2 separate regions of the Homo sapiens genome follow, and region 1 is linked to region 2. A link is a loop called in an ENCODE intact Hi-C map of the cell type or tissue named here. Cell type or tissue: heart left ventricle. All regions are shown on one strand. Links, peaks and the distances in the headings refer to the core of each region. The heading gives the core; the rest is flanking DNA. Region 1 overlaps LINC01796 (long intergenic non-protein coding RNA 1796). Region 2 holds the start of SLC9A4 (solute carrier family 9 member A4).

Evidence for each region. A loop is a pair of places that touch in the nucleus more often than their neighbours do. Peaks named below come from ENCODE experiments on the same cell type or tissue, not always from the same donor. Only the 100,000 strongest peaks of a DNase experiment are listed, where the experiment ranks them.
Region 1: it touches region 2 in a loop (15-fold over the local background); 6 of 110 quality-filtered maps call a loop at or near these places.

Annotation. Positions count from the first base shown.
Region 1 is chr2:102,864,078-102,881,986 of GRCh38, forward strand. It overlaps LINC01796 (long intergenic non-protein coding RNA 1796), which reads right to left. Exons shown (of 4, transcript NR_135562.1): 4 at 9,262-9,503. Among named protein-coding and RNA genes, the nearest start is that of LINC01796, 23 kb to the right of the region's middle. In heart left ventricle, for the core only: a CTCF peak has its summit at 8,522 (motif pointing left); no DNase peak of the experiment used is centred there.
Region 2 is chr2:102,467,159-102,476,290 of GRCh38, forward strand. It overlaps SLC9A4 (solute carrier family 9 member A4), which reads left to right and starts at 6,068. Exons shown (of 12, transcript NM_001011552.4): 1 at 6,068-6,857. The coding sequence starts at 6,602. In heart left ventricle, for the core only: a CTCF peak has its summit at 5,957 (motif pointing right); no DNase peak of the experiment used is centred there; H3K27me3 peaks cover 1,959 bases.

The DNA of each region.
Region 1 (17,909 bases), core at 3,797-11,796, 400 kb after region 2:
CTGTTACTTCGCACATTAAGAAAACATGGAAACCAGTTAGAAGAGAAGCTGGTAGAGTCATGAACATTAAAAACTAGTTGTAATCTTGGAGTCACATTCCGCTTTGATTGTATCTTGGGCCCTCGAGTTTTCCTATGGCTGTTTTTACTGTATCACCAACCCCAACCAAGATCATCATCACCAATGGTAGTATTTTCCAAATAGCGTGTTAATGTGGAAGATAAATCAATGGGTTTTGCCAACATTTAAAACAAATCCTTTCTAGTATTTCATCGCCAATTTAGAACATCATTGGGATATTTTAAAGTGGATATTTAGCCACCAAGCAATAATATGTGACTAGAAACTAGTGTCTTCAAATTCTAATTCTAGATGGATAATTTTATATCCCATTTTTAGATGTGAAGGCCTAGTCTTAAATTGCTAATTTACCATTTGCATATATTCTTTTTTCTCTTTTTTTTTTTTTTTTTTTGAGACAGAGTCTTGCTCTGTTGGCAAGGCTGGAGTGCAGTGACACAATCTTGGCTCACTGCAACCTCCGCCTCCCAGGTTCAGGCGATTCTCCTGCCTCAGCCTCCTGAGTAGCTGGGACTACAGGCACATGCCACCACGCCCAGTTAATTTTTGTATTTTTAATAGAGACGGGTTTTCATCATGTTGCCCAGGCTGGTCTTGAACTCCTGACCTCAGGTTGATCCCCGCCTCGGCCTCTGAAAGTGCTGGGATTACAGGCGTGAGTCATTGTGCCTGGTGTAAGGTCCACATAAATTCTTATAAAGTGAGATTATTACTCTGTACAATAAAGAAATGTGAGCTTTGGAGAGGTGAATAAATAATTTTCCCCCACTGAGTGACTCTTTTACATTGAATGGTCTTTATGTTTGTTTAAAAAAAAAAAAAGATTCCACTAGATCATCACTCAATAAACACTGTGCTCTTGGTACATAGAAAGCCTGATGCTGGATGCTACGAAAAAGAGGAAAAGAAGATTATTCCCATTCTTCTGAGGAGTCTATAATCTAGTCAAGGAAACAAGTACAGAACAGATGCAGCTAAATTACAGTGTAAAACAACACTTTTAATGCCCTATTTGAAAATGGTCTGTGTTCAGCCATATAGATGGAGAAGCTTAGCAAGTGCACATGGAGAAGGTGGTTGGTCATCTCAAAGTTGAAAAGCGAGGAGAGAAATGCTGTAACATGGCCTTTAATGGTCTCTAAACTCCTCTCAGTGCTAGACTTTTAAAATTCCACAACTCTGTAAGGGGACCTATTTTTTTTCTTTTAATGGTAGCCCGCACAGGACACCTTCATTTACATATTGCAAATAATGAACTTAGTCTGCAGGGACGAGTTACTGCCACTAATGTCATGAAACTGGGTTAACATAATATTTCACATAACTATCTGCAACCCCCTGACAGGTGCTGCCATGCTCTAACACCTCTGTTTTTGTGATGACACTCTAATAGACTAAAATGATATCACATTTATGTGATAGGAGATGACAGGGTTGAGAATGTAATACTCTGGTCCCTCTATCTGTGTGATAAAAAAATGAGTGCCGAGAGAACTTCCAAGAGGTGGACGTGCAACCTCCCCAGGTCCCCACATCTAGAGGGAAGGTTTAGGCAGTCTAGAGTGGGGATGCCTTCAACTAGTCATCCTGGAATTCCACTGCAGGGAGAGGTGTCCTCTCACTGGTCCAGCTGCTGAGCTACTGTGGTACAAAAGGGCTAGGCCCACAGGGTAGCTGCAGGAATGCCGGGGGAAGGGTCCACCCAGAGGTATTCCTTCCCAGGGAAATTCAAAGGGGATAATTTGTGCCCGAACAACGGAAAGAGGTCTGAACTGGGAGTCCATATCCTCAGTTCTAGTACCTATTTCTCCATAATCTCTGATTCCTTTACTTTTCTGGATCTCTGCTTTCTCATCTATAAAATAAGGGGTTGGATTAGAACAAATCAGTCATTGCAATTTCAAATCTGTAAGAAGCCAGGCAGGTGAGGAAAGTGTGTAAAGCAGGCCTAGGATCAATGAGATGGGGTGCTTGAGCCTGAGGCAAACTGGAGCCATGCAAGGCCCAATTAAAAGAGTTAAAATTTGGCCAGGTGCAGTGGCTCACGCCTGTAATCCCAGCACTTTGGGAGGCCCAGGAGGGTGGATCACGAGGTCAGGAGTTTGAGACCAGACTGGCCAACATGGTGAGACCCTCTCTCTACTAAAAATACAAAAATTAGCCGGGTGTGGTGGTGCATGCCTGTAGTGCCAGCTACATGGGAGGCTGAGGCAGGAGAATCTCTTGAACCCGGGAGGCAGAGGTTGCAGTGAGCCGAGATCACGCCATTGCACTCCAGCCTTGGTGAGAAGAGCGAAACTCTGTCTTAAAAAAAAAAGAGTTAAAATTTGTTTTTAACACTATGCTGGGTTTTAGTAAATGGACATATAGTTTGTAAATGACTACTTTAAATCAACTGTGAAGTTTCTTTTCATTTGACAATGTAAATACAAATGTTCCACAAAGCATTTGATAATTATGTGACATCTCCACTTTAGTTGCATAAGTATGGTATATTAATTAGGATTACATTCAGCTGCAAGTAAAGAATCCCTCAAAGGTAGTGAATTAAATAAAATAGAAAATTATTTCTTACTCTTTTAAGAGTTCAGAGATAGGCAGTTCAGGGTACATCAGCAGCTCCACTCCACAATGCTCTTGGGGGCCCAGGCACTTTCAGGCCATTCCAAAGGTGTGACTCTCGTCCTCATAGTCTTTGTTCCAGGCTTTGAGATGGAGGAAGGGATGAAGAAGAAAGAACAAAGAGCTGGTTTTTTTTTTTTTTTACATTAAAAAGAAAGAAAGGGGAGGAAGGAAAGAAGGAAGAGAGGAAGGAAGAAAGGAAGGAAGGAAGGAAGGATGGAAGGACAGAAGGAGGCAAAGAGGGAAGAAGGCGTGCAGTTTCTTAAAGAAGACCAGAAACTATCTCACGAGTCTTCCTTTTCCATCTCATTGATGAGAATTTAGTGACCTAACTTCAAAAGAAGCTATGAAATGTAGCCTTCACACTAAGCACTCATGTACAGTTATGCACTGAATTGTGTCCTCCCCTGACACAATTCATATGTTGAAGCCCTAACCCCCAGTGCGATAGCAACTTGGGGATAAGGCCTTTGGGGAAGTAACTGAGGTTAAATGGGGTCATAAGATTGGAGTCATTATACAATATAATTGGTGTTTTTAAAGGGAGAGAGGGCTGGGCACTGTGCTTCTACTTACTAGGGAGGCTGAGGTGGGAGGATTGCTTGAGCCCAGGAGTTTGAGGTTACAATGAGCAATGATTGTACAACTGCACTCCAGAGTGAGAGCCTGTCTCTTAAAACAACAACAACAACAACAACAAAGACAACAGCAGCAGCAGCAGCAACAACAACAATGAACTAAATTAAAAAAAATAAAGATCAGAAAGGCTTTGTGGGGGCAGAGTGAGAATGTATCTACAAGCCCTGAAGGGAACCTTCAGTAGAAACCAAATTTGCTGGCACCTCAATCACGACTTGTGGTCTTGAGAACTGTGAGAAAATAAATGCCTGTTGTGTAAACCATTCAAACAGTGTTTTATTTATTTTTTATGTATTTTTCTTTTTATGGTTGCCGAAGCTACCATAAAATACGTGCAGGTAACAATGCTGTTAAGTTGGAAGAAGAAAAGCAGATATGACAGGACAGTGAACAGTCACTGCCATTGCTGGCTTTAGGTTGCCATTGGTGCTGGACCTCAGAATTACCCAAAAAGATTTTGCTAGATTCTGGAAAAACATTGTGATGATAAATATCTGAAATGTATTTCTCTATAGTTTTTTAATTCTCTCAGTTGAGTAGAGGTCACTAAGAGAAAACCCTGAGAATCATGAAGAATAGATTCTGGTTGATCTTCACTGTTAAAAATCTATAAAGATTCACGTAAGTGAGTGATATATTAAGTGTGTTTATACAGGTTTGAAATCTACATTTGTGTGGTAGGTACCCACTAAGATGGCCCCAGTGACCCCTGGACTCGTGCAGTGGTGTGATTCCTTCTCCTTGTATGTCCTCTGGGTTTAATGTTGTTGGAAGGACTTGGTGATGTATTATCAATGGATACAGCAATAGTGGTGGGAAGCCACTTCTGAAATGAGGTTATCAATAACAGCGGCTTCTGTCTTGCATTTTCTCTCTCTCTCTCATTCTCTTTCTGACTTTTTGCTTGCTCTGGGGAAGACAGCTGCCATGTCCCATGTCTTGAGAAGGCCACCTGGGGAGGTCCATGTGCATGGTCTTGGGTGCAGATCTTGGGAGTCTTTCCAGTAGCCAAATGAGTGAGCTCAGAAGCAGATCCTCTCCTAGGCAAGCCTTGAGATGACTGCAGCCCTGGCCAAAGCCATGAATGCAGTCTCATGAGGGTCTCCAAGCTAAGCCACTCCTGGAGTTCTCATTTACAGAAAACATATAATAATAAATATTCATGTTTAGTGAATAAATATTCACTAAGTTTTGTGTTAATGTGTTATGCAGCAATAGATAACATATAATCTATTTTAAAGTTTGCGTTCAACACAAGAAGTTGTATCAATGAAGCCCAATGTGGGCTAGGAAGTTTCATTCATTTCATGCTTATTATTAATCATTATTATGTTTGCTTTGATCACATTACTTTGTTATGCAAAGGTACTAAAGAGGTGAGATATGGCTTTTGCGCTCAAGAAACTTATAATTTAAATGCAGAAACTAAACCAAAAATAGTAGTATTTGTTTTATCATCTTAAGAGTTTATGGCTGGGCGCAGTGGCTCATGCCCGTAATCCCAGCACTTTGGGAGGCCGAGGTGGGCAGATCACGAGGTCAGGAGATCCAGACCATCCTGGCTAACACAGTGAAACCCCGTCTCTACTAAAAATACAAAAAAATTTAGCCGGGTGTGGTGGCGGGCGCCTGTAGTCCCAGCTACTCGGGAGGCTGAGGCAGGAGAATGGCGTGAGCCCGGGAGGCGGAGCTTGCAGTGGGCCGAGATCGCGCCACTGCACTCCAGCCTGGGAGACAGAGCGAGACTCCATCTCAAAAAAAAAAAAAAAAATATATATATATATATATATATATATATATGAGTTTACATTGTATTATGATAAATCAAACCCATCATTCCTTAAAAAACTTCAAGTTGCCTCTTTTGCAAGTAACAGAGGGCCTGGGGATAGGCAGTTTAGGCCTGGTGTGGAGGCTCAGTGATGCCACTGGGAACCCAAGTGATCCTTAGCTCCCTGCTCTTCTATCCACAGCCCACAGATTTCTTCCATCCGTAGCCCACAGATTTCTTCTTCTCAGTTGTTAGTACCTTGTGTACCTCTGCACATTTGTCTGGGATCCAGAGAGGAAGAAGGGGAAAGGTGGGCCAAAGGCACATGGTAGCTGCAATGGGCTTTCTGTCACGCTTGTCAGATACCGATTTACAGGGGTGAAATAATACCTGGTACTAATGCCAATAGAATACTCAGAGATTTAGGGGATTTAAGAGTTTTATTAAAAATGGTACTTATTGTAAAATATCATGGGTTTGCTTCAAGATAATCTCTTGTTTTTCTCATTAATGATGCTACAAAGGCAAACAAATACATTGTGTCTATCCAAACATAATTTTTCTCTTCAGTTGAGTAAGTTTGAATGACAGTATTATTGAAAGACAGGAGAGGCTCAAAATTAACTATAATAGATGTTAATAAATGTAGGATCTACAGAAACACTAAAAAATTTTGGTCAGAAAAACCTTCTACCTTTGAAAAATTTATGCAAATTCACCCAAACTGGAAGTCAATTTGTACATTTTTTGGTGGAAAAGAAGGGACGTTGAGTAAGGCTAACAATTTTATTTTAACGTATTTCTCTTCTCCTGACCCACTGCATGTCTCAGAAAAAAAAAAGGAAAGATACTTGAGAGAAAGTGGTCAGTTCTGATGCAAAAAAGCATAACTTATGAAAGGGTCATTCTGGATGGCTGCCCGTCACTTGAATTTCCTTACGTGCAGTTTACCCACTTCCACAATTGAAAAGTAATGTTTATTTATGTTAGCTCATTTGGATTTATTTACTTATGGTAGTGACTATTTTCTTTTAAAAATTATCATCAAAATGTTTAATTTGGGGTATTTAGAGTGTTTAAGTTGTTTTACATATTCACTTAGGCTGATATTCTAATTGACCTTTTCAAGAGTCATAAACTTATATTCTTCTTCTGTATTTCCAAAACACAGTACCAGATGGAGGGAGGACAGAGGAGAAACAACTATTTAAACCTCTCCAAGATAAGTGAAACAGTTGGGTCTTTGTCTCCCTAATGTCATAGGTATTCTAAACCCAATGGAGGGAAAAGTTTGAATGCATCCTGTAGCTAATGTTGAACATTTCCCATTGTAGAAAAAGTATAGACATTTTACAAACCTGAATTAGACTAGATTCAGGGGCCAATTTTACAAAAATCACTGTACTGAGATCATGTCTATGTGGTACTGAAAATATTGAAATCAAGTGGATTTTCTCAATAAAAAAATTGAAATTGGTCATTTGATGTCTTGTAGACAACCTGGTTATTGAATACAATTTTCCTTTCCATCTTAAAACAAATTGCCAAACAATTATCTTGGTATCTTTGGAGTCAGCATCAATCTGAGTATCGTAGCCAATTTTATTTCAATGTCTTCAGTAACATCCACATTTCAGCACAGAGAAATCTTTGGAGCCATTCCTGGTGAGCCTCGTGCATTAATAAAACCAGGGTGTAGGCCTGGGCCATGATGGGAGAATTGAGAATGGTGTAAGCATGAATACACCATCCAAATCATCAGGACACATTTCTTCACTTCCATGAGCTTTGATCCCTTCTTTAGCAAAAAACATGGCAGTGTGTTATGTCAGCAAGACACAGGTCAGTGTGACTTATGATAATGATGACAGCAACAGTAAAGATGGGTGACATTTACTGAACCCTTATCATGTGCCAAGCACAGACCTACACCAAATCAGGACTCTCTGTCACTTGCCCTCATTGTTTTTTTTGGAGAAAGGCACCTGCAGGAGGAAAGGCAGATTGGAGAACTGTCAAGACATGGCCAGGCACAGGCATCTTCCCCTCCTGGCAGCTAAATGTCCAGATATTTCCTCCTCACCCTAAGCCTATTTTATTTTTTTAATAAGAAAGTTTGGGCCAAATTCCTTTCACATACAAACAAGCTGGGATATATACACAAATCTTTTTTTTTTTTTGAGATGAAGTCTTGCTATTGTTGCCCAGGCTAGAGTGCAATGGCGCAGTCTCGGCTCAGTGCAACTTCCACCTCCCAGGTTCAAGCGATTCTCCTGCCTCAGCCTCCCAAGTAGCTGGGATTACAGGCATCCGCCACCACGCCTGGCTAATTTTTGTATTTTTAGTAGAGACAGGGTTTCACCATGTTGGCCAGGCTGGTCTCAAACTCCTGACCTCAGGCGATCCACCCGCCTCGGTCTCCCAAAGTGCTGGGATTACAGGCATGAGCCACTGCACCTGGCCACACACATCTTATTTAATGCATATAAAAACCCATGAGACTGGTATAATTATAATTTCCATTGTAAAAATGAGAAAACTGAGGTTTAGAGAAGCTTACTAAGTTGCCTAAAATTACCTAGCTCCTGGCAGGCCAGAGATTCAGAAAGACTTTGGCTTCCCAACGCCCAAGCTTAGCCATTCCTCTTCATTTCCCCTTGTTGATGATCATTTCTGAGAGGCTGCACCACAACGGAGGTGGTGGGGGTCACATGATCCAAATGAAACCTGCCATACAGAGCGTGGGTCAGGGCTGGCAAGTGATGACGTTGAGGCCAAGAGTGATTTTGAGGGCAATGAACCTAGTAAAAGTCCAGGTTAATTAGAAATTGGAGCAATTTTCTCTGTGGGAATTTAATTTGGGGTTTGAAAAGAATTTGGGGTTTGTAAAGAAATGAAGCAAGGGTCCAAGTCCTGGGATCCACGTGGAGAAGAGGTCCAGAAAGAAGACCTTTGAAGTTGGCACCTTTCAGCTGTTGGTACATTTTATAAATTTTTCATCCCTTGTCTTCTTCAGGAGCCAAGATTTGTCAAAGCTTCCAACCACTCTTCTCTCCTTCCCCTGTCCCTTCTGACAACATCAGTCCACACAATTATCCACAATTAATAACACCTCATTTCTGTCGCTCTTGGGGGCCATGAGTTTCCTAACTGTGGAGGTTCCTAACCCTATGCAGCTCATGGGGGCTTGAGTTTACTTCTATCTCAGCGTAACTGTGAAACTAGCCAAGTCCTGACACCTCAGCAGCACTTTACCTCTAAAAAGACAGCAAATTAGGACATTAGTAAGACTGTTTTTTGACCTAAAATTCTGCGGTTCTTCCAATGTAAAAAAATAAAAATAAAGTAAATTACAATAAGTGAAGACTTGACATGTCATTTCTGGAAAGTTGCTGACCTCTAGTGTTGGCACAGACCTGAAGGAAAATTCAAACCTCTGTGTTATTTCTATCCAACTTTCCTGTATACTTCCTTTCCTTTTCTCTTATGGAGGAGAAGAAAATAGAAAGTACTTCAAATTAAAGTTCTATTAACTAAAGCTTCATTTACAGAATAAATATTTCTGCTGACATTTGACTGATTATATCAATTTTGAAGTTCAAATTTTAATAAGGTATTACCAAGCCCAAGAATAAACAAGCAAATCAGGCGCAGTTTCCTAGTCCCTTCTTTGTATTAAATGATAAGTGAACTTAAAGCTATGCTTTGTCTTATTAATGTCTGCTAAATATGGATGAATTACTGAATATATATTTATTCTTAAACTCATTTGGAGGCAAATATTTACAAGGCTTTTCTCTTATAATCTGATTTTAATATCTCAACTGAAACTGATTTATAACATGTGACTTCAAATGTGGTATTAGTTAAAGGGGCCAAGAATTAATGAGCTGATTCTATCAAGGGTTTCTTGAAACTGATTTTGAAAGGGGGAAAATATTTCTATATTTTTAATCAAATTTTAATGGTAGAAATTTTCATGGCAAATATCAGAGTCTCACATAAACAAATCTTTAATAATTTTGCATGTGCATATATTTGGTTTTATCATATTGTTAACTGAGTTAGAAACTCACTTGAATATTCTGTGCCATCAAGCGGATTTCATTTCTAGCTTGCAGGTGGATTTCTTCATTTCTTCCGGAATTAGTTACTAAGGAAGTTGGTAAGATATGTTTCCTGGAAATCTTTAAAACTTGCTGTGTATGAGACACAAGGTAGGGTGGGTTGGTGAAGGCCGACTGTCCATTTCTGCTATCAGCTAAAGACCATCATTCCACCCATTTTGTACTTGCATAGGCAGCTTCCTGCTAAGAGTCACTGGAGAGTACACAAACCTCTTCCTGTAACTGGGTTACAGTCACATTGTAGAAATGGCTAAATAATTTAACTGTAATGTAGCAAGATATGTGATAATTAGTAAGCTTTATACACTCAAAAAGTGCTCGCTCTGTGACAGTGAACAAATCCCAGGCACACTTATAATAAGTATCCACCTCCCAGAGCTTTGTGTGAATTGCTTGTGAAGTGTGTCTCATGTAACATAAAAGTAAACAAATGTAAACATATACTTAAAAAAGATATAAGGATTATTTAAAGACCAGCACACCAATTTTGGAAGAGAAGTCTTTTAGGTACTAGGCTCATTTTCTTTTTTTTTTTTTTAACTCAAGCATTTGGACAACTTTTAATTTTTTAATAAGTTGTTTAATTAAAATAATCAATTTGGTTATACTGGGTAGACAAAATTTAAATAAATGCTTCAAGTTGATGTAATAAGAAACCCACTTCAATGTATCTGTTTTATTTCTTTTCTTTTTTTCTTTTCTTTTCTTTTATTATTATTATACTTTAAATTTTAGGGTACATGTGGACAATGTGCAGGTTAGTTACATATGTATACATGTGACATGCTGGTGTGCTGCACCCATTAACTTGTCATTTAGCATTAGGTATATCTCCTAATGCTATCCCTCCCCACTCCCCCCACCCCACAACAGTCCCCAGAGTGTGATGTTCCCCTTCCTGTGTCCATGTGTTCTCATTGTTCAATTCCCATCTATGAGTGAGAACATGCAGTGTTTGGTTTTCTGTCCCTGCGATAGTTTACTGAGAATGATGATTTCCAATTTCATCCATGTCCCTACAAAGGACATGAACTCATCATTTTTTATGGCTGCATAGTATTCCATGGTGTATATGTGCCACATTTTCTTAATCCAGTCTATCATTGTTGGACATTTGGGTTGGTTCCAAGTCTTTGCTATTGTGAATAATGCCGCAATAAACATACGTGTGCATGTGTCTTTATAGCAGCATGATTTATAATCCTTTGGGTATATACCCAGTAATAGGATGGCTGGGTCAAATGGTATTTCTAGTTCTAGATCCCTGAGGAATCGCCACACTGACTTCCACAATGGATGAACTAGTTTACAGTCCCACCAACAGTGTAAAAGTGTTCCTATTTCTCCACATCCTCTCCAGCACCTGTTGTTTCCTGACTTTTTAATGATCACCATTCTAACTGGTGTGAGATGGTATCTCATTGTGGTTTTGATTTGCATTTCTCTGATGGCCAGTGATGATGAGCATTTTTTCATGTCTCTTTTGGCTGCATAAATGTATTCTTTTGAGAAGTGTCTGTTCATGTCCTTTGCCCACTTTTTGATGGGGTTGTTTGTTTTTTTCTTGTAAATTTGTTTGAGTTCATTGTAGATTCTGGATATTAGCCCTTTGTCAGATGAGTAGGTTACGAAAATTTTCTCCCATTCTGTAGGTGGCCTGTTCACTCTGATGGTAGTTTCTTTTGCTCTGCAGAAGCTCTTTAGTTTGATTAGATCCCATTTGTCAATTTTGGCTTTTGTTGCCATTGCTTTTGGTGTTTTAGACATGAAGTCCTTGTCCATGCCTATGTCCTGAATGGTAATGCCTAGGTTTTCTTCTAGGGTTTTTATGGTTTTAGGTCTAACATGGAAGTCTTTAATCCATCTTGAATTAATTTTTGTATAAGGTGTAAGGAAGGGATCCAGTTTCAGCTTTCTACATATGGCTAGCCAGTTTTCCCAGCACCATTTATTAAATAGGGAATCCTTTCCCCATTGCTTGTTTTTCTCAGGTTTGTCAAAGATCAGATAGTTGTAGATATGCGGTGTTATTTCTGAGGGCTCTGTTCTGTTCCATTGATCTATATCTCTGTTTTGGTACCAGTACCATGCTGTTTTGTTGACTATAGCCTTGTAGTATAGTTTGAAGTCAGGTAGCGTGATGCCTATGACTTTGTTCTTTTGGCTTAGGATTGACTTGGCGATGCAGGCTCTTTTTTGGTTCCATATGAACTTTAAAGTAGTTTTTTCCGATTCTGTGAAGAAAGTCATTGCTAGCTTGATGAGGATGGCATTGAATCTATAAATTACCTTGGGCAGTATGGCCATTTTCACCATATTGATTCTTCCTAGCCATGAGCATGGAATGTTCTTCCATTTGTTTGTATCCTCTTTTATTTCATTGAGCAGTGGTTTGTAGTTCTCCTTGAAGAGGTCCTTCATGTCCCTTGTAAGTTGGATTCCTAGGTATTTTATTCTCTTTGAAACAATTGTGAATGGGATTTCACTCATGATTTGGCTCTCTGTTTGTCTGTTATTGGTGTATAAGAATGCTTGTGATTTTTGTACATTGATTTTGTATCCTGAGACTTTACTGAAGTTGCTTATCAGCTTAAGGAGATTTTGGGCTGAGACGATGGGGTTTTCTAGATATACAATCATGTCATCTGCAAACAGGGACAATTTGACTTCCTCTTTTCCTAATTGAATACCCTTTATTTCCTTCTCCTGCCTAATTGCCCTGGCCAGAACTTCCAACACTATGTTGAATAGGAGTGGTGAGAGAGGGCATCCCTGTCTTGTGCCAGTTTTCAAAGGGAATGCTTCCAGTTTTTGCCCATTCAGTATGATATTGGCTGTGGGTTTGTCATAGATAGCTCTTATTATTTTGAGATACGTCCCATCAATACCTAATTTATTGAGAGTTTTTAGCATGAAGGGTTATTGAATTTTGTCAAAGGCCTTTTCTGCATCTATTGAGATAATCATGTGGTTTTTGTCTTTAGTTCTGTTTATATGCTGGATTACATTTATTGATTTGCATATATTGAACCAGCCTTGCATCCCAGGGATGAAGCCCACTTGATCATGGTGTATATAAGCTTTTTGATGTGCTGCTGGATTTGGTTTGCCAGTATTTTATTGAGGATTTTTGCATCAATGTTCATCAAGGATATTGGTCTAAAATTCTCTTTTTTGGCTGTGTCTCTGCCCGGCTTTGGTATCAGGATGATGCTGGCCTCATAAAATGAGTTAGGGAGGATTCCCTCTTTTTCTATTGATTGGAATAATTTAAGAAGGAATGGTAACAGCTCCTCCTTGTACCTCTGGTAGAATTCGGCTGTGGATCCATCTGGTCCTGGACTCTTTTTGGTTGGTAAGCTATTGATTATTGCCACAATTTCAGAGCCTGTTATTGGTCTATTCAGGGATTCAACTTCTTCCTGGTTTAGTCTTTGGAGGGTGTGTGTGTCGAGGAATTTATCCAGTTCTTCTAGATTTTCTAGTTTATTTGCGTAGAGGTGTTTGTAGTATTCTCTGATGGTAGTTTGTATTTCTGTGGGATCAGTGGTGATATCCCCTTTATCATTTTTTATTACATCTATTTGATTCTTCTCTCTTTTCTTCTTTATTAGTCTTGCTAGTGGTCTATCAATTTTGTTGATCCTTTCAAGAAACCAGCTCCTGGATTCATTAATTTTTTGAAGGGTTTTTTGTGTCTCTATTTCCTTCAGTTCTGCTCTTATTTTAGTTATTTCTTGCCTTCTGCTAGCTTTTGAATGTGTTTGCTCTTGCTTTTCTACTTCTTTTAATTGTGATGCTAGGGTGTCAATTTTGCATCTTTTCTGCTTTCTCTTGTGGGCATTTAGTGCTATAAATTTCCCTCTACTCACTGCTTTGAATGTGTCCCAGAGATTCTGGTATGTTGTGTCTTTGTTCTCGTTGGTTTCAAAGAACATCTTTATTTCTGCCTTCATTTTGTTATGCACCCAGTAGTCATTCAGGAGCAGGTTATTCAGTTTCCATGTAGTTGAGCGGTTTTGAGTGAGTTTCTTAATCCTGAGTTCTGGTTTGATAGCACTGTGGTCTGAGAGACAGTTTGTTATAATTTCTGTTCTTTTACATTTGCTGAGGAGAGCTTTACTTCCAACTACGTGGTCAATTTTGGAATAGGTGTGGTGTGGTGCTGAAAAAAATGTATATTCAGTTGATTTCGGGTGGAGAGTTCTGTAGATGTCTATTAGGTCCGCATGGTGCAGAGTTGAGTTCAATTCCTGGGTATCCTTGTTAACTTTCTGTCTCGATGATCTGTCTAATGTTGACAGTGGGGTGTTAAAGTCTCCCATTCTTATTGTGTGGGAGTCTAAGTCTCTTTGTAGGTCACTCAGGACTTGCTTTATGAATCTGGGTGCTCCTGTATTGGGTGCATATATATTTAGGATAGTTAGTTCTTCTTGTTGAATTGATCCCCTTACCATTATGTAATGGCCTTCTTTGTCTCTTTTGATCTTTGTTGGCTTGAAGTCTGTTTTATCAGAGACTAGGATTGCAACCCCTGCCTTTTTTTGTTTTCCATTTGCTTGGTAGATCTTCCTCCATCCTTTTATTTTGAGCCTATGTGTGTCTCTGCACGTGAGATGGGTTTCCTGAATACAGCACACGGATGGGTCTTGACTCTTTATCCAATTTGCCAGTCTGTGTCTTTTAATTGGAGCATTTAGTCCATTTACATTTAAAGTTAATATGGTTATGTGTGAATTTCATCCTGTCATTATGATGTTAGCTGGTTATTTTGCTCGTTAGTTGATGCAGTTTCTTCCTAGCCTCGATGGTCTTTACATTTTGGCATGGTTTTGCAGTGACTGGTACCGGTTGTTCCTTTCCATGTTTAGTGCTTCCTTCAGGAGCTCTTTTAGGGCAGGCCTGGTGGTGACAAAATCTCTCAGCATTTGCTTGTCCGTAAAGTATTTTATTTCTCCTTCACTTATGAAGCTTAGTTTGGCTGGATATGAAATTCTGGGTTGAAAATTCTTTTCTTTAAGAATGTTGAATATTGGCCCCCACTCTCTTCTGGCTTGTAGAGTTTCTGCCAAGAGATCTGCTGTTAGTCTGATGGGCTTCCCTTTGTGGGTAACCGACCTTTCTCTCTGGCTGCCCTTAACATATTTTCCTTCATTTCAACTTTGGTGAATCTGACAATTATGTGTCTTGGAGTTGCTCGTCTCGAGGAGTATCTTTGTGGCGTTCTCTGTATTTCCTGAATCTGAATGTTGGTCTGCCTTGCTAGATTGGGGAAGTTCTCCTGGATAATATCCTGCAGAGTGTTTTCCAATTTGGTTCCATTCTCCCTGTCACTTTCAGGTACACCAATCAGATGTAGATTTGGTCTTTTCACATAGTCCCATATTTCTTGGAGGCTTTGTTCGTTTCTTTTTATTCTTTTTTCTCTAAACTTCCCTTCTCGCTTCATTTCATTCATTTCATCTTCCATCACTGATACCCTTTCTTCCAGTTGATCACATCGGCTCCTGAGGCTTCTGCATTCTTCACATAGTTCTCGAGCCTTGGCTTTCAGCTCCATCAGCTCCTTTAAGCACTTCTCTGTATTGGTTATTCTAGTTATACATTCATCCAAATTTTTTTCAAAGTTTTTAACTTCTTTGCCTTTGGTTTGAATTTCCTTCTGTAGCTTGGAGTAGTTTATCGTCTGAAGCCTTCTTCTCTCAACTCGTCAAAGTCATTCTCCATCTAGCTTTTTTCTGTTGCTGGTGAGGAACTGCATTCCTTTGGAGGAGGAGAGGCGCTCAGCTTTTTAGAGTTTCCAGTTTTTCTGCTCTGTTTTTTCCCCATCTTTGTGGTTTTATCTACTTTTGGTCTTTGATGGTGGTGATGTACAGATGGGTTTTTGGTGTGCATGTCCTTTCTGTTTGTTGGTTTTCCTTCTAGCAGACAGGACCCTCAGCTGCAGGTCTGTTGGAGATTGCTAGAGGTCCACTCCAGACCCTGTTTGCCTGGGTATCAGCAGCAGTGGCTGCAGAACAGCGGATTTTCGTGAACCGCGAATGCTGCTGTCTGATCGTTCCTCTGGAAGTTTTGTCTCAGAGGAGTACCTGGCCGTGTGAGGTGTCAGTCTGCCCCTACTGGGGGGTGCCTCCCCGTTAGGCTGCTCGGGGGTCAGGGGTCAGGGACCCACTTGAGGAGGCAGTCTGCCCATTCTCAGATCTCCAGCTGCATGCTGGGAGAACCACTGCTCTCTTCAAAGCTGTCAGACAGGGACATTTAAGTCTGCAGAGGTTACTGCTGTCTTTTTGTTTATCTGTGCCCTGCCCCCAGAGGTGGAGCCTACACAGGCAGGCAGGCCTCCTTGAGCTGTGGTGGGCTCCACCCAGTTCGAGCTTCCCGGCTGCTTTGTTTACCTAAGCGAGCCTGGGCAATGGCGCGTGCCCCTCCCCCAGCCTCGCTGCCCCCTTGCAGTTTGATCTCAGACTGCTGTGCTAGCAATCAGCGAGACTCCGTGGGCGTAGGACCCTCCAAGCCATGTGTGGGATATAATCTCCTGGTGTGCCGTTTTTTAAGCCCGTCAGAAAAGCGCAGTATTAGGGTGGGAGTGACCCGGTTTTCCAGGTGCCATCTGTCACCCCTTTCTTTGACTAGGAAAGGGAAGTCCCTGACCCCTTGCCCTTCCTGAGTCAGGCAATGCCTCGCCCTGTTTCGGCTCTCGCACGGTGCGCTGCACCCACTGTCCTGTGCCCACTGTCTGTCACTCCCTAGTGAGATGAACCCAGTACCTCAGATGGAAATGCAGAAATCACCCATCTTCTGCATCGCTCACACTGGGAGCTGTAGACCAGAGCTGTTCCTATTTGGCCATCTTGGCTGCCAGCTTCTAGGCTCATTTTCTGATAAAACCCTCTCTTTCACTGTATTAGTCTGGGTTCTCCAGAGAGACAAAATCCATAAGATAGGATGTATTCCCTCTTTCTCAGGGGACTTCAGTGCTTTTTCTTCTTCAGCTGATTGGATGAGGCTCAGCCATATTATGGGGGGTAAACTACTTTACTCAAAGTCTACTGATTTGAATGTTAACCTACATAAAGGCCACACACACACAAACCAACTTCAGAGCCACATCTAGACTGATGTTTTACCAAATAGCTGGGCACCATACCTTAACCAGGTTGCCACTTAAAATTATCCATCACATGCTGTTACACAATTATACCCGGGCTTGATTTAATATCTTATGTACAAATATTTTATTTTTCTCATGTCATTATTTACTTGGTCCAATTTGAGAAAAGTTTAAATGTTTAAATCAAGTTTGTCCAACCCACGACCCATGGGCCGCATGTGGCCCAGGACAGCTTTGAATGCAGCCCAACACAAATTCATAAACTTCCTTAAAACATTATGAGTTGTTTTTTACATTTTTTTTAGTTCATCAGCTATTGTTAGTGTATTTTATGTGTGGTTCCAAACAATTCTTCTTCCAGTGTGGCCCAGGGAAGCCAAGAGATTGGACACCCTTGGTTTAAATGATTTTGTTATGTGAAGAAACCCTTCTGAGGTGTTCTTTGTGACTCTGGTCTCATCACAACTTCCTTCCCTTTGTCACAGCTTCATTGTGGTCTGTGAGTCCTCTCAGCCTTGTCTGGTTCCCTCCCTCCTCATTCCCCTCTTATGCTTTTTTTTTTCCCTAAGAAATCTCTTGCATGTCTTGTACCATCTTGGTGTCTGCTTTCACAGAACTGAGACAATGCAGTGTTGAGGGCTCATGTTTTGTAGCTGGGGGAGGAACCCAGGATGGATCAGAGTGGTCATGTGATAGGGCCCTACAGAATTCTGGTTTCTAGGCATTCCTAGGGACCAACTCAGCTGCCCAAATGCTTAGACTTCCTAATCTGATAAACTAGCACTCTGATTGACGGAACTTCTTGGAGCCATGGGTTTATGTATTTTTTAAAATGCTTAAAAAAATTTTTGAGGGGAGTTAATTAAGCTATAAACATCTTTTATATATTTAAATGCAAATAGTTAATGAATAAGTACTATGTGTAAAGTATGGTGCAGTTTTAGGAAAGATGAGTAAGTTTTGGTCTCTGCCTTTATTTAGATGAGAACATAGGAAAAACAAACCAGAATGGGGTGGCTGATATAAGAAAATGAAACAGGGAAGTAGGTGGTCTGGAAGAAAAAATGAGACCAATCACAGGCTGCTTCCAAAATAAGAAGGTAAAGAACATGTCATTTGAACTGGATCTCTTAGGATGAGATATTGCAGGAGAGGACAGTGAGACCAGTGTTTGATGGAGAGAAAAGAGTGCATGCCCAGCAAAGCAGGAAGTTCCAAAGACTGATCTGAGAGGACGGTGTTTTAAATGAAGTGAGGAAGAGGGAGTAATGCTGGATAGGGAGACTGCAGCCAGTGGTTGAGTGACCTGATGCCAGGGGAAGAAGTTGGGAATTGATTCTAGGAGAAGAATTTCGAGCAAAAATATGCCTGCATATTTTACATATTGATTACCAATCGAGCAAAAATTTGCCTGCATATTTTACATATTGATTAACAATCTGTGACTTCTAACTGTGGTCCAGGTGTCAATCCCATTCACCCTGTGAATGACATGGACCTTGTAGCATGTTTACTCACATCCTGTCAATTATTCTGTATAGAGCATGATACTAATGAC
Region 2 (9,132 bases), core at 994-8,993:
TCGAAATCCAGTGTCATGGTCCCCCCTAAGGGAATAGGAATTTAGTTGAGGAAAGAAAGAAAAGAGGGAAAACAGACCTACTAGGCGTTCCTAATGTAGGTGTTGTTGGTGATGGGTTATGGGTTGAGTGGGGTGGAAGTGGGAGGGGATCAGCCCTTGGAACAAAGAGGAAAGATTAGGGAAGATACAATTGCTAGCTCAGCCATTTTAGACTGGGTTCAACTAGCCCTGTGACTTATTGTCTAAACAGTGGTGACTGGTGACAATGTGGGTAAATAGAGAAAAATGACACGTTTCATTTTTAACCACCTGTCTGTCTTATTTCCACCATCCAATAAATTTAGGATGTTTTGTGGACAAGTAACTTATTAGGAAGTATTATAGGATACTGAAGGATATTAGACTTCTACCTATGTGGAGTTTATAATCACTTTGAAATAAAATGAATCTAATACTAATCTGGTATCAATTCTGTATTAAGCATTTTTCTTTCTGTTATTTGTCATGTCACCTAATCCTCAAACATCTTTAGAATAGGCATCATCATCATCATCACCATCATCATCGTGGATAAAGTAACTGAGACTGAAAGAGGTTTAAGACTTGCCCAAGTTCACATAGCTTCAAATTTTTCCCCCTTGCAAAGTTTGTATTCCCTTAGGGAAGCTATCACAGTAGAACTGTAAGAATCTGACATTAACTCTGGTGTGAAGATCTGTCTTATTTCAAAGCTTACATTCATGCCCACCCCATCCACCCAGACTACACTGTGGTATTTACCCTCTCCTTCCATATAGGGGGGGTCTCCTGGACTTGATTTTGCCTTTACCCATCCCCTCTGTTTCACTCTGAGCAGTGGAAGTTTGACTTTGGGGAGCAGAGACAGAGCTCAGCTTTCTGTCCTGAAAGCAGGGTCATAGCTTTTGACTTCTCTCCAGCTTAAGATGTAGGCTTTCAATTTAGGGGTATGATATACCAGAACTTGATCCAGGCCATCCAGTTTAATTGCTAGCTGTGGTCTTGGAAGGCAAATCATCTTTCTGGACAGCATTGACCAATTCTCTATCACTACTCTTTTTCATTCTTCTTCCTAAAAAAGAATATAAATTTGAGCCCTGACAAAGTATCAAGAATTCAGGGGCAAGCAACAGATACTTTAGTCTCAGAGTGCTACACAAATACTTTCTGGTAAAGTCAACAATGAGCACACGTTATGGGAAGGAAGAAGAGGTGTGCTGATTATTTTGTTGAAAACTATTCCTGGAGAGAGGTGACTTTCTAATTCATCATGTGTAAAATATGGTGTCAGTTCTGCCTTTTTTTTTTTTTTTTCCTTTGGAGCTTCTCTAAAACAGAAGTTGCCTCTAGAAAACTGAGGGTAAAAAGAGAAGAATGTTCCCTAAGCTCCTCTTCTGGCTATGCACAGCTGAAACCCTGGGGGATGGATGGGAGATTCTCTTGCCATGTGTACCACCCTCAATTAGTCCCATGAGGGAAGACAGGATATAGCAATCTAAATTATAAGGCACCCACTGGGGAGAGGATGTCTGGCCATTCCTTTCCTGCCACTGGGCTCTATGTGTGAGCGGGTTTCTATGAACAGATGACAAGAACCACAGGGATTCTTGGGACTGGCACCAAAAAGGGGTCAGGAAGGCAGGTCAGAGAAGGTCAAGTTTCTACAACCAATATAGTTATCTGAATAATTAGATCAAAACTGTCAGGTATCCAATAGCTTGCTGCGGACCTAAAATTCCAGGATGATTCTTTTAACTCTCTGCTTTGCAAATGAAAACTGTTTATATTTTCCCTTCACCATCACAAGTATAAACAGGAAAGCGCACAGCACCCTGCGATACTCTGGTGCACCTGTGAATGGATCTTTTCTGAGAAATTAAGTTAACTGATAATTATTATTTGGATCATATTTCCATTTATTTAGATCTTCTTTAAACAATTTTTTTTAGAATACAAGTGTGACACTTTTTTGATAAACTTATTCCTAAGAATTGCATTTTTTGATGCTATTATAAATGGCATTATTTTCTTAATTCCATTTTGTTTTATTCATTGTCACTATAAAACACAATTTGTTTTTGCATATTGATCTCATATCCTACAAGCTTGTTAAACTCATTTATTATATCTAATAGTTTTTTAGTCAATTATTCAGGATATTCTGTTTAAATATTTTAGAGTAATCTATTTAAAAGATCATGCAAGTGGAAATAGTTTGACTTTTTTTCCTTCCAATCTGAATGCCTTTTGTTTCTTTTCATTGTCTAAATGCCCTGACTAAAAGCAGCTCTAGTAGAATATTGAATGGAAGTGGCAAGAGTGTATCTCTTTGTCTTGTTCCTGTTCTTTCAGGGAAATGTATTTAGTCTTTTCCCTTTAAGTATGATGTTGGCTGTGTATTATCATGTTGAAGAAGTTTCCTTCCATTCCTGACCTGTAGAGTGTTTTTAAAATAAAAGGTTGTTGATTTTGTCAAATGCTTTTCTCAGTCTGTTGAAATGGTCATGTGGTTTTGCCTTAATTCTATTGACATGTATGTTATATGAAATAATTTTTAAATATTAAACCAACCTTGCCTTCCTGAGATAAATCCCACTTTGTATAAATAAGTTTGAATTGTTACATCTTCTTGATAGATTGACACTTTTCTTTTTCTTAAATGTCCCTCTTTATCTCTAGTAACATTTGTTATTTTAAAGCATATTTCGTCAGTGTAAAGCCACTCAAGTTCTCTTAGCATAGTGTTTGTGTAATATATCTTTTCTCATTTTTTTTTTTTTTACTTTCAACCTACTGGTATCTTTGAAACTAAAATGTGACTTCTGTAGACAGTATGTAGTCCATAATTTTTTTCTGCCTAAAAACTGGATATTTTAGATGATTTCTTGTAGCAATTCTTGATGCTGCTTTCTCCCCCTCCCCCAACTCCAGGGCTTGTTGTTGCTTAATTGTTTGCTGTTTGTTTAGTGACTTGGCTGGACTATATCAGCAAAGTCTATTTCCCTGTGCAGCTTTTTATACTGATCCTCAGCCAGTGAAGCCTGGGGCATGGTTATAATACCCCTAAGCCCTTTCTCCCTTCCCCCAGAATAACAATGGTTTTAGCAGGCTTCTCTGACTTTCTTTCACTGATATATTAAGCTTCTAGCTGGTCTGTTGTATCTATTGACATCACACTCAACTGTTAGCCTCCAGTAACTGCTGGCTGAAATGGCCTATTGTTTTCAACAATGCCTTGGGTTATAAATTACTCCACAGTCCGATCCAATTAAAGTCAGGCTCCTTTGCAGGGTAATCTTTGAGACCAGTCTCTGAGACATGTTATAGCCTCAGGAGAGCTCTTTTCAGCCATCTCTTTTTCTGGTTCTTCTGTTAAACTTCTAGTTGGTCTACTCTTTAACTTATTGCAATCATGGAGCTACTAGCTTTTCTTCCTTGCTCACAACCTAAATCTTCATTGTTTTTGACAGTGCCCTTAGGCTTGAACATCTCTATATTTTGTTCCAAATAAAGTTAGCATACTTAGAGTTAGTTATAGAGTTCTCTGTTCTATAGCCTGTCTCCTCTCCTTGGCAGAAACTCTGTTCCACTACTCTGGAGATGGGGATAGAGATAGTAACCTACTTCTCTTGGAGTGATACCCCTGGTGTGTGAGTGGGATGCTGGACTGGGGTAGTAGCCACTGGTCATCTTGGTTTATTTCCAGTGTTGTGAAAACTCAGTCTTATGAGTAAGTTGAGAGTTATCGGGGTCCAGTATTCCTAATTTGCTGTTTCTGGGGTAGATTCAGTTACATTTGCCTGCAATAGAGTCTGTTCAACATATTGCTAGGATTGGGGTAGGGCAGAGTTTGGTTACGTATGCTGACAACCTGACTTTTCTGGGTAGAAACTGTAGTCATAAACTGGGATCTGGGATTAGAGGCAGCCCCATCCTCGTGGCTACATTCATCCAGAATAGAGTTTTTCTCACATTGAGCTGAGGGGTGGGTAGAGAAAACAGGCCGTGCCTTCAGGTCTTACCAATATTTAGAAGATTTTTTTCAATTTCTGTCTGCTCTTAGGACAATTTCCAGAGACTGGATGGTTGTTTTTGATTTTTAATGATCTCACCAGTTATAGTTGTTTCACTAGGAAATCTATGGTGCTTCTTATGCTGTCATTCTAGAAGAGCTTCTCCTTTCTTCCCCCTTTCCCCTCACTTTTGCTGCCCTTAGTTTGCACTTCTCATGGAAGCTTTGTCTCACATACACTTTCTGGGGACCTTATACTAAGAAATCATTTTAGAAAGAATGTTCTGACATCTGTAAGAAAGTACTGCATGAGTGGAAGTGATGCCGATGGTTGATGAAGTGGGCTGCTACATCTTAACCTGGACCACAAGTTAGTAGACTGTTGCAGAGCTCAAGTTGTTCTCTTACCATCCTCCCAAGATTGGCATTTTTACTCTGAGAGGGACTGGACTATCAGCCATCAGGTGATCATAAGGCTAAACGGGTTGCCATATACTCACAAAATTTGGAATTTTAGAGCAGGAAAGGGTTACCAGGTATGGACAGCATCTTTATTTTATAGATGAGAAAACTATAAAGGCTCAAACTATAAGGCTCAAACAGGTAATTTTCCAAAGCCAATCAGATAACTAATGTCTGAGTACATAAGTCTTTTGATTCTTCATTTTGGTCTTTCCACAAGGCACTATGTGAGACTTGCTCCCTCATTTCTTTTTAGAAAGAAAAGTACAATAAAATGCAAATAAAAATAAAACACCTATTATAAAGCAGCTTTCTATTAAAGGATATTCATATATTCTTTGAGAAAAAATAATCGACTCAATATGTGTACCCTTCTTGTAGTCCACCTGATAGTCTCATTTCAGTGACTGAATCTAATCTATTCTGGAGTCAAACTGAAGGAAAAAGAAAAAATATTCATATGTGAACTTTTAATTCTATTGCCTCACTATGAATTTGCATCTAGGTGTTAGCCCTTCTCAACCATTCCTTTCTCAATTTCCCAGTGATGTTAGCTGAGTGTGTGTGTGTGTGTGTGTGTGTGTGTGTGTGTGTGTGTGTGTGTGTTGGCTGGGGGGAAATCCCCTGCACTCACTAATATGAACTAAGAAAAAACAAAACACAAAGCATCTTGCAGTTTGATGTAAAAGAGATGTTGGGGTAGTATATGGATGATGTATTATTCTCATTTTTTACTGAGTATCAGTAATCATTGCAAAAGTGTTGTATCTTATCCTAAAAGTATAAGAAATGTAATTTAAAATAAAAACTAACATTTAAGTGCCAACTACATGCCAAATTCTTTACTTGCTTTATCTCATTTAATGTTCCTAGCTACTCAATGAGGCAGATATTTTCCTCTCTGTTTCAGATAAGGAATTTCTGAAAGGTAATTAACTTCACCAAGGTCACCTGGCAACAAGTAGAAGAGCGAGAAGTAGGCTCATAAAAATTATCTCAAAATTCTTTCATCAACATTCTATGATGCTGCTTCTTTTTAACAACAACAAATGTTTTTTAAATGGAAAATCTGGATGTGCCATGGAGTTTTACAAATCCAGGTATTTAGGTGTATTTATGGAACTTGTTCTTTGGCTTCCTGTTTTTTAAAAATTATAGTGTAAAGTTCATAGAGATCTGGAACTTCATTCCTTCTATGAATGACTGCTCATGGAGTCTGGTAACATGCAAAAGTTTCAGTGTTTGCTACCATCCTTGTTGTTACCACCTCCTTCTTATCCTCCTTCTTCCTCATGTATAGAGACCATATAAGACAGTTTGCTGGACAATTCTGGTTTGTGCCTATAGCTTTGCATAATTATCATTATTATTCATTCCCCAAAGTGTCCTGGTTTAGATAATTTCATGGTCACCTTAACGTTCATAACTGAAAGTGTCAAGGGTGTTGTATTGCAGGTGCCCACTAGGTGTCAGCAGTGTGACCTCCAGAGAACCCTCAGAGAAAGGATTTCATTACAAAAGTCAAATCAAAGCAAATAATTAAGTGTAGTTCCAGAGCTACCTGAAGCCGTGGTCATTCAAAACAAATGAGAGGACAGGGGGAGGAGAGAAGGAACAAGCGCAGATCAGGTAGCTCCTTCTTGGGATCTGATAGACAGGGAAGGTTTCCTTTCCTCATTAGAAGGACTCCAGTGATCTGTGGAATGAGCACTACAGTATCCTTTTAAATTTTCACCCACAAGACAAAGCCAGTATGCAGTGAAATGAGGAAATGCCTTTAAGTGAAGAGATTTTTATTTCTTTCATAAATTGCTCAAGCCATGATTGGATGGAGGTCCTCCAGGTAGCTCCATGGACTTTAACAAGTCTATTGAATAACTGCATTTGAGTTGGAAGCTGAGTTGCCTGAACACAAACGATTTAAACCAGATTAGAAAGTGTCTACATACAGAGCTCAATAACACACTCGGAATCTTCTTGGGAGGACCCACAGACTGTACCTATATTACTTTTGACCCAGGTGGATGCAGTCACTCTCTAGAAGCCTCCCCGACTTCAGATGTGTGGCACACATCCACACAGGGGTGTAGGTAGGAGAAGCCCACAGGAATGGCTCTGCAGATGTTCGTGACTTACAGTCCTTGGAATTGTTTGCTACTGCTAGTGGCTCTTGAGTGTTCTGAAGCATCTTCTGATTTGAATGAATCTGCAAATTCCACTGCTCAGTATGCATCTAACGCTTGGTTTGCTGCTGCCAGCTCAGAGCCAGAGGAAGGGATATCTGTTTTTGAACTGGATTATGACTATGTGCAAATTCCTTATGAGGTCACTCTCTGGATACTTCTAGCATCCCTTGCAAAAATAGGTAAGTCCTTAAACACCTGGTTTGGTGAGTTATCTTTTTACATAAGATAGTGAATGTGAAAATGCCTTATAGATAACGGGCTAAGAGGATTTTAACTGTTACTGCTATTACATTAAAAATTCTCTTCCCTTCAGTCAAGGGAAAGTCATAACTGCATTTTACTAAGCTATTTAATACTTTGAGATTGCTCTTTGAAATTTGAGAGCATACTTCTGGGTACTGGGCTGTGTTGGTTTCTTCTCATTTCAGGGTGACAACCATGTGACATTGTTGACATGCAAAACTCTCAAATTCTATGCTTTAAAAATATAGAGAATAAAGCACGTAGACCTGGGCATGATGCAAGGTGGAAATTTCAGGAAACACATAATGTTTCTTCTGTAAAATATTCTTGGCTGTGTAATTGTGGGCTTCATCAATCACCCCATTGTTTATTCTTTAAAAGTAGCGTGTGCTTCTTGCAAATTGACAGAAAGCAAAAAACAAGAAAACCATAGGCAACTTGTATTACTCAGTGATGGGATGTCGGGGCATATAAGATTATATCTGTCAGTAAAATATTAGTTTATACCTACCAAGTGGGGCCAGTGAGGCACCTCTAATTTCCTTTGTGAAATAAAGTGAATCCAAGTTAATAGATTAAATTCCAATCAAGGGATCTTTGTGTCAAAAACCAAAGAGGTGGCTATACTCTGTGACTGTTTAATCCCTAACTGCTCCTCCTTATCTCTTTAAAACCAGCTTATTCTAAAGTGGAAAATTAATATAATTATCTCAAATGCTAAGCACAATGCCTCCTTTGCCTCAGCTATAAACTTTATGCTATTTGAGTATGTAGATTGCCTTATTGAGATAGAATCAATGAAACATTTTAATTCTCATTTATTTATATGTGTATGTTTTCTCTAGGATGGGTGTGTAATGTGGGTTGAGCCTTGAGGTCTGGCAGTTACCTTCTGTGTGCTCTGGCTATTCACTTAGCTCCCTCCCTGTGGGTGTGGGGACACTGGTATAGGTGTCCCCTTTAGACTCTCCTTTATAGTTGCTATTCATTTTGAGCTAGTAAAGTGTGAATATTAAATAGGAATGTTAGTTTGAAGAAGTCTTGTGCAATTTGCTTAGTGAATAAGTTACACAAAGGATCTTACTATATTTTTAAGAGGTATACAAGTAAAAATGGCTTTCCAAATGGATAACATTCTCAGTTCAGAACAGTCTAACATCTTTTGTGAAATCATATAGACACTGATTGTGTTCAAGGTGATCTTACTTGGTACTTGAGTTTTCCTTTTAAAACAATATGCTAGAGATTCTGTGTTCCCTGCTCCCCATTCCACAACCTGGCTTCCTCTTCACAGAAATGGCTCAAGTCAATCTGAGTACCAGGAAACTCGTCCTGTCACTGACTAGCTAGTTGCTCTGTTTATCAGTAAACATCTAAACGCAGAAAGGCTGCATTTTGTCTTGGTTTTATATTTGTGTAAAACCTAGCTTGTTTTGTAGAGGCATTGTATGCACCCAGATTCATTCTGTCTAGGAGCGAAGAACACTGTGAAAATACGATTATTCATAGAACTGTTGGTTTAAATGTTCTTGATTTTCATGATGTAATTTAACATACTTTAGAAAAAAAGAGTAGGATATCAGAACACGCTTATTCGAGTACAATTTCATATTTACTAGTCTTCAAGAATTTAGATTATTTTTATATTCCATATGGACATGAGGAGTGAGGAGATAAAAAGGCCATATTTATTGAATATATACTATGTGCCAATTACTGGGCTGGTAGTTTTATGTATAAGGGCTTGTTTACTAGGGCCAAAATAATAATGATGATGATGATTTATAATTTCAGCACTTAAGAAATGCATATGAGTTTTTAAAGATTATGTTATAAAACATGAATCAGAATAAAATTAATAATCATTATTATGATTCATTCTTTTATTCCTCATTCCATCAAGGTACATTTTCTGAGAACCCATGAAATATGTGGAAATGACCATGGTCCCTGACCTCAAGGGACTTGGTCTAACGGGGAAGATAGGTTAACTTAGTACTTATTGCCCATAGATACTCTGACAGAAAAACATCAAAACTCTCCCCCAATCCTTTTTAAAACACCCAACTATATGCACTTATAAAACAAAGATAATGTATAACAAAGATAATACAAAGCCACCTCAGACTTTGTGGTTTATCTTCTACTTCAGTTCCACATCTTAGAACATCACAGATGAATGTTTCTTGAATCTTTGGGAAGAACATAATT